Linked DNA regions of Homo sapiens: region 1 is linked to region 2. The links are chromatin loops, found by intact Hi-C in ENCODE. Cell type or tissue: endothelial cell of umbilical vein. All regions are shown on one strand.

The links. Peaks named below come from ENCODE experiments on the same cell type or tissue, not always from the same donor. Only the 100,000 strongest peaks of a DNase experiment are listed, where the experiment ranks them.
Region 1: a loop joins it to region 2, with 2.7 times the contacts of the local background. A loop is called at or near these places in 1 of 110 quality-filtered maps.

The regions. Positions count from the first base shown.
Region 1 is chr10:97,539,190-97,543,189 of GRCh38, forward strand. The region is part of intron 1 of UBTD1 (ubiquitin domain containing 1); the gene reads left to right. LOC124902488 (a long non-coding RNA gene) reads right to left here. Exons shown (of 3, transcript XR_007062259.1): 3 at 2,563-4,000. Among named protein-coding and RNA genes, the nearest start is that of ANKRD2, 32 kb to the right of the region's middle. RefSeq lists enhancers at 2,449-3,061, 3,062-3,673. In endothelial cell of umbilical vein, a CTCF peak has its summit at 1,812 (motif pointing right); a DNase peak (open chromatin) is centred at 3,192; H3K27ac peaks cover 2,489 bases.
Region 2 is chr10:97,595,201-97,599,200 of GRCh38, forward strand. HOGA1 (4-hydroxy-2-oxoglutarate aldolase 1) reads left to right here. Exons shown (of 7, transcript NM_138413.4): 2 at 3,575-3,703; 3 at 3,889-4,000. Among named protein-coding and RNA genes, the nearest start is that of C10orf62, 7.5 kb to the left of the region's middle. RefSeq lists an enhancer at 1,072-1,366. In endothelial cell of umbilical vein, no CTCF peak of the experiment used is centred here; DNase peaks (open chromatin) are centred at 1,021 and 1,691; H3K27ac peaks cover 2,996 bases.

The DNA of each region.
Region 1 (4,000 bases), 56 kb before region 2:
TTTCTGGAGGTGTCAGGAGGGATGGGCAGGGGAACAACAACCCCAACCCTGAACAGCTCCACTTTACCGGCCTCAGATAGGCTTCTTTCAAAGCCTTTCACTAACTTCGAAAAAAAGTTTTGGGCTGGGAGCAGTGGCTCACACCTGGAATCCCAGCCCTTTAGGAGGCTAAGGCGGGAGGATCAGTTGAGCTCAGGAGTTCAAGACCAGTGTGGGCAACAAAGGGAGAGACCCTGTCTCTACAAAAATTTAAAAATTAGCTGGGTGTGGTGATGCACACTTGTGGTCCCAGCTACTCGGGAGGCTAAGGTAGGAGGATCTCTTGAGCCCAGGAGGTGGAGGCTGCAGTGAGCTGTGATTGTGCCCGTGCACTCCAGCCTGGGTGACAGAGAGAGGCCCCATTTCAAAAAAAAAAAAAGAAGTTTTGCTGTTTTTTAAAAAAGTTCAAGACTGGTTGTTAACACCCAAAACAGGCCTCACCTGCCTACTCCCTCAAGCCTTTCTTGGGGGAGGGGACGGCCTGCATGGAGGGAAGTGGGGCTGTGTTTAGTTGGGGGTCCTGCTCTTGTGGCCTGGTGGGAGGCTGGGGATATGATGTGTGGGAGGACAAGAGGCCCTGTCTCTCCCTGCTCCCTGTGCAGACACCAGGGCCAACTCCTAGAGGCAGCTCTGTCACCGTTAGCTCCCTTCCTTCCAGATCCACCTCCTTAAGCATTGCCAAATCAAATAGCTGGGATGCCTGTGCAGCCCGAGGCCCTTCCAAACAACCACCCCCAGAGGGCTGGGTGCAGCCAAAGCCTCTGACCATTTCCGCCCCCTCTCCTGAGGGGCTGCCACCTCCCATCTGGAACCTTCTCTGAGGAAGGGGGAGGGGCATGGCACCACCAGGGTTGGGGTCATCGCCTCTCCTCCAGAAATCTGGATCCTGTTACCCTCCTATAGAGGGAGCAAGGAGGCTCTGTTCACTGAGGTCTTGTTTTTTCACATTTTTTTGTGGGTTTTTGCTTTATATTTCACAGGAACTTCAAATAACTCAGCTAGACTGTACACAGAATAGGACTTGTTAATAAGTGCTGGAAATGGAATTAGATGGAAAGAGGTTCATTCATTGATTCATCTTAGAACTGCTTCCTGAGCATCGGCTAGACTCCCACCTACGTTCTGAGCGCTTGTGACCTACCAGTCCCCTGACACTCAGGAGACGCAGTATCTTGTGGGGGTCAGGATGGGAGTTCCAGAGCCAGCCCACCACCCAGCTGTGTGGCCTTTGGATTAGATGATGTAATACATATGAAGTGTTTAGAAGACTGCCTGGCATATGATAAGCACTTAATAAATGTTAGCAGTTCTTGTTCATGTCATTCTTATTACCGTAGTGCTTGTGCTACTCCTGTAAGGTATAGTTATTAGCCCCATTTTCTAGATACGGAAACTGAGGTTCTCAGAGGTTGAATAACATGCCTAAGTCATGCACATAAGTGCAGAGCCAGGGTTCTCTCTCAGGTTTGGAATCTGAGCCTTTTGGCAACCTACTGGTACTGCTTATCTGGGTCCAGGCTAGGAGCTGGGTATCTAGACGTCAGCATGAAGGAGACCACCTGCTGCCTTGATGAGCTCACAGCCTGGCATGGAGGCAGACGTGGGCATTGCCGAGTCAATTTCTGGAGACACCATGTGGGTTAGACCCCAGCCAGGCTGTGTGGGCGGCAGGGTAGGACTGGCCAATGGTGTCAGCTGGGCCTTGTGTCCTGGGCTGGAGGCAGCGCTGCTTCTCTGCTTGTCAGCTGCGTGTGTGTCCACTAGGGGTTGGTCTTGCTGCCCTGGGGAGTTGGTAGGCATGACGGGGTCTGGAACAGGCAGCAGGCTGGGAGTGAGAGGACCTGAAACCACTCACTGGATTCCTGTCATTGCCTCAGTGTCCTCATCCGTAAAAGAAGAGTAGTCATATTTGTCACACAGGGTCGTTACAAGGATTAAGTGAAATGAAGCATGTAAAAAAATATCTTACCAGGCACGGTGGCTCATGCCTGTAATCCTAGCAATTCGGGAGGCTGAGGCAGGAGGATTGCTTGAGCCCAAGAATTTGAGACCAGCTTGGGCAACACAGGCAGATCTCATCTCTACAAAAAATCTAAAAATTGTCCAGGCGTGGTGGTATGTGCCTGTAGTCCCAGCTACTTTGGGAGGTTGAGACGGGAGGATTGCTTGAGCGCAGGAGGTCAAGGCTGCAGTGGGCTATGATCACACCACTGCACTCCAGCCTGGATGACAGAGCAAGACCCTGTCTCAAAAAAAAGACAAAAAACTCCTTATAATCATAAAACTGGTATTTCTACAACTAGTAAGTAATTGCTACCATTTTCAAGCTCCTACTGTGTGCTCCACACAGCACTGCAGTCCTCACTGCAGTCCCTCTAGGTGGATATTAGGATATTATTGCTCCCATTTTATGGATGTGGAAACTGTTCCAGAGGTTCAGCTGTTCCAGGTCACACCTGTGAGGGGGTGGAGTTGGGAGTTAGACCTAGGTCCTCTCTGATTTTTTTTTTTTTTTTTTTTTTTGAGATGCAATTTCACTCTTGTCATCCAGGCTGGAGTGCAGTAGTGCGATCTCGGCTCACTGCAACCTCCGCCTCCCTAGTTTAAGAAATTCTCCTGCCTCAGCCTCCCGAGTAGCTGGCATTACAGGCGCCTGCCACCACACCCAGTTGATTTTTTGTATTTTTAGTAGAGATGGAGTTTCACCATGTTTACCAGGCTGGTCTCGAACTCCTGACCTCAGGTGATCCACCTGCCTCGGCCTCCCAAAATGCTGGGATTACAGGCATGATCCACCACGCCCGGCCTCCTCTCTGATTCTTAAAGCCACCTCTCTGTGTTCCAAAGCCTCTGAGTTGTCTTCCCTCCCAGCTCCGCCCCTCGCTAATAAGTTCCTGAAGCAGCTGTGGCTGTTCCAGGGCGGGGGTCAGGCTGAGAGTGGTGCCCCAGCCAGGCCCACCACCCAGGCCCTGCATCTGGCGGTGGGCAGGATGCGTCCTCTACAGCCAGAGGGATGGAGGGATGGGCTTTACCTGCCCACAGCCCCGAGTTATGGTGGCAGCAGCAGGTTCCCCTCCCAACCAGTCTGGCAAGCCAGTTTTGTTGGCCTGTGAGTCACACCAGCACTGATGAGTCAGGTTTTTCCCTTCTTTGTGCCCAGAGCAGCTGGGGAGGGAGTGGGGGGTTTCTTAGGAAACAGGACCTCCCTCCCTCTGCTCTCCCACTCATCCCCTTGTCTTGGAGCTGCTCATTTTCTATCTGGAGGGCCCTGGCTCAGCCCTGGAAAAAGAGGCCTTCATGTTCCCACTAAAGAGAGTGTCCCATGGGCCACACTGGGCAGGAAAGACTGGGCCCCAGGCTGAGTTTAGTCAGGAGGCGGAGGGTGAAGGGGCCTTCCCTGTTGGGAAGGAGAGCAGGGCTGCAGTCCCAGGCTGTCTGACTCCGAAGCCTGTGCTCTTGGCCGGTCGGCTTGCCCTCTCCTGTCTATAAAGTGGGATTATCCTCTGGGCAGGGCAGCTGGGTTTCCCTAAGCAGAGGGTCCCCTGAGCCACCTGCTTCTTGCCTTTTGACCACCCTGGCTATAAGGGCTGTCCATATGGTCAGCCTCATGCAGGCATAGCACAGGCATAGAACCCTCGCAGAGGCCTCATTAAACCCAGCCAAAGCAGCCAGCCAGCTGGGCAGCCTGGTTCTAGATCAGCACTTCTCGGCCTTGGCCATATGTTGGAATCACCTAGAGAGCTTTTAAACCTCTCTGCTGCTCCCAAACTCCAGAGCAAGTAAGTCAGAATCCCAGGGAGCAGGCTCCAGGAACCATGTTTTTGGTGGACCACACTGGATTGCCTCTCAAGAGCCTGCCCTCCCAGAGGTGACAGTGAAGTTGCAAGCACAGCACAACACCCAGGGAACAGTCATGCTAGAGTGCAATGCGGACCCCGAGGGTCAGAAGAGACACTTGGGG
Region 2 (4,000 bases):
CCTTGTACACCCACTCCTAATATCACAGTAGGTGTACAATGAGAGGTCATTGAGAGCAGCCTCCCCTTCAACACCAGCCACCCTCCTGATTTAAGGTTTGAGCACTTTCTCCTGACTCCATAAGAATGACAGCTAACACTTATTGAGCACCAGGTTCTATTCGAAGTACTTTATAAATAGTATCTCATTTAAACTTCAAAACAACTCTGAGAGGCTGGGTGTGATGGCTCATGCCCATAATCCCCAGCACTTTGGGAGGCCAAGGCAGGCGGATCACCTGAGGCCAGGAGTTCGAGACCAGCCTGGCCAACATGGTGAAACCCTGTCTCTACTAAAAATACAAAAATTAGCCGGCATGGTGTCAGGTGCCTGTAATCCCAGCTACTCAGGAGGCTGAGGCAGGATAATTGCTTGAGCCTGGGAGACAGAGGCTGCAGTGAGCCGAGGTCGCACCACTGCACTCCAGCCTGGGCAACAGAGTGAGACTCTGTCTCAAAACAAAACAAAACAAAACTCTGAGAAAGGCACTAATATCATCACTATTTTTTAATTGAGTTAGCCTGGGCTTCTCTGACTTCAGGGCCTGTGCATCTGACCCCTCTTCTGTGAGCCCTCTGCTTTTCTGCTTTTTCCCCAGTCCCTGCTTCATTGGAGATCCTGGCCTTTTCCTCTCCTCTGGCCCCCTCTCTACACTAACAGGGACACATCAGGCTCACACCTGGACATCTAACCAGGGTGAAGGAGGGGCTCTTTGGGGTACCCACTCACAGATTTCTGGGACATTTTCTTATCCTTTAAAACAGTCCTATAAGCTAGGATTGAAATGATTTCACTGTCATCCCATAGAAAAGGAAACAGACTCAAAGATGTGATGTGACTTGTTCAATATCCAGAGGTGACTCTTGAGTCTAGTGCTGCCCTGACTACGCCACACTCCCTCTTCTCCAGCCAGGCACTTCTTCCTTCTTGGGAGTCAGGCATGAGTCAGTTGCCCCCTTCAATGAGACAGAAGAGAGGGCTGTGTCATAGAAGCTTTGAGCACAGTGTCTGCTTCTGACTCCCAGAGTGCAAGCCTCAGCTGTCCTGCTGTTTAGACCAGCTCCACCTGTAGGGCCCCTGGAACTGACCAGCAGGATGAGAGGTGAAGGAAGAGGGTGATGGTGGCTGAATCAGTGGCCGCAGCAAGAACCTGCCCCAGCCCAGGACGGCAGGCAGGGTTGGGGAGGAAGATGACTTTGGTATTGGAACAGAGAGAGTGGCAAGAGTTTGATCTTTGACTCTTTAGTCAGAGGGTGCTGGTCCAATCGTAGCTAGATTGGAGTCCTCACCCAGGGCTGGCAGCTTTTACGGAGAGCACTGCAGCCCCATGTAGCAAGACACAGGGAGGCCCTTCCTTGGGCTGCTAGCCTGACACACAGGAATCAATCCCCCAGAAGCAATCCCACAGGAGCGAGAAGCTGTGTGCCTCCAGACGTTCCCTGCAATGTTACCAATGCAAAATAACTACCAAAAAAAAAAAAAAAAAAGCAGCTAAATATCCAATGAGAGATATCCTGATATCCTGGCAACTCACTCTGGAATCTGACGGTGTAGTGAACAGCATGGAAAAAGTTGGTGGAATGAAGTGGAGTCTACATCACACAGTGTCCCCTGAAGGATGACTCACAGGAACAATTTCTCTTGGTCCCAGTGCCAGGAAACTCTGTGTTTCTCCGGGGCAGTTGCTTTGCTTTTATCTTTTGGGTTCTACATGTCTGTTAGCTGACCATGTTTCCCTTTTAGCTCTGGCTATCAGGAAACTCCACATCGAATTTCTGGCTCATTTCTCACAACTATATGGCAGGAACTTTGTATACCAATACTGCTTGTGGCCTTATTTTCATTTCCTTCTCCCAAATAGCCTCCAATTTTTTTTTTTTTTTTGAGACAGGGTCTTGCTCTGTCACCCAGGCTGGAGTGCAGTGGCACAATCATAGTTCACTGCAGCTTCAAATGCACCTGGTTTATTTATTTTTTATTTTTTTGTAAAGTCAGGGTCTCACTTTGTTACCCAAGGTGGTCTCGAACTTCTGGCCTCAAGTGATCCCCCCATCTTAGCCTCCTGAAGTGCTGGGATTACAGGCCCAAATATCCTTCTATTAATTAAGAATCCTGTTGTATTGTACTCTGTGTTTGTAAACTACTGCCATTTTTTTTTTCTTTAATGGAGTGGGATAGAGAGGAGAAAGAAGAAGAAAGAGAAAGTTAAGCGGGCTGGGCACTGTGGCTCACCTGTAACTGGTACAGGTATACTGGTTAGACATATCCCAAGTAAGTGATTGATAAAAACAGGAAAACGCAAAATAAAGCAATGAGATTCACTTTTCACCCAGAAAGTTGGCAAAAATTTGTTCTGACAATACCATGATTTGGCATGTATGACATTCTATGCTGCTCCTGAGGTCTACACTGATTGATTAGAAATGTGGCGCACAGTCAGGCATGGGGGCTCATGACTGTAATCCCAGCACTTCTGGAGGCTAAGGTGGGAGGATCACCTGGGCCCAGGAATTCGAGCCAGCCTGGGCAAAATAGTGAAACTCCATCTCTACAAAAAAAACTACACAAATTAGTTGGGCATGGTAGCTCATGCCTGTAATCCTAGCTGGCTAAGACAGGAGGATCACTTGAACCTGGGGGGCTAAGGCTGCCGTGAGCCGTGATTGTGACACTGCACTCCAGCCTGGGTGACAGAGTGAGACCCTCAAAGAAAAAGTAAATACATAAAAAATGTGTCACAGATGAAGGTGCACATAGCTATGACTCAGCAATTAACACACCAAAGTATCTGAACTCTAGAGGAACTCTTAGACATATGCACAGAAGACTTTACAGAAAATGTTTGTTTCAGCATTGTTTGCAATAGCAAATAGAAGAAAACATTCTTTTCTTCTTTTTTCTTTTTTGGTAGAGACAGGTAGGCCATTTTTTGGTAGAGACAGGCAGCCATGCTGCCCTGCCTGGTTTTGAACTCCTGGGCTCAAGCGATCCACCCACCTTGGCCTCCTAAAGTGCTGAAATTATAGGTGTGAGCCACCAGGCCCAGCCAAAAGAAGGAAACATTCTAAATGCTCTCAACAAGAGAATGACAAATAAATTGTGTTCTAACCTTACAACAGAATACTATACAGCAATTAAAATGAATGAATCAGGGCTACGTGTGCTTTTATGAACAAAGCTCAAAAAATAGTATTAAACAAACAGCAAACTGCAGAAGGCTATTTAAGCTTAATTCCATTTCTACAAGGCTTAAAATTGTAATAACCTTATTACATAAGGATCACTTGAGCCCAGAAGGTCGAAACTGCAGCAAGCTATGGTTGAGCCACTGCATCCCAGCCTGGGCAACAGAGTGAGACCCTGTGTCTAAAAAAGAAAAATGATGTGAACAGTCATTGCAGCTGTGTGGGAACCTTCTGTCTGCAAAGATGGGAAGGAAATGTGTGAAAGATTATGGTGTCGTAAGGTAGGAACACCAATGTCCTAGTTGTTCGGTAGAGGATGGGAAGGAGTTAGTCAGCTGTGTCTCTTGCAGGCTTCGTGGTCCAGGGCTCCAATGGCGAGTTTCCTTTCCTGACCAGCAGTGAGCGCCTCGAGGTGGTGAGCCGTGTGCGCCAGGCCATGCCCAAGAACAGGCTCCTGCTAGCTGGCTCCGGATGCGAGTGTGAGCCAGAATGCCCTGGGCCCTGGGGGTGGGTGGATGTGCAGGATCCAGGCTCCTAGGCCCTAGCTTGGGTCCTGTCTCCTTGTTCTGCCTCTTCTGGGACATGCTGAGGCACCTTCGCTTGGCCCAGTGTCCTGGTCCAGGCCTCCTTCTGCCTGCTCTCACCTCTCTCCTTCCTCTGGCAGCCACTCAAGCCACAGTGGAGATGACCGTCAGCATGGCCCAGGTCGGGGCTGACGCGGCCATGGTGGTGACCCCTTGCTACTATCGTGGCCGCATGAGCAGTGCGGCCCTCAT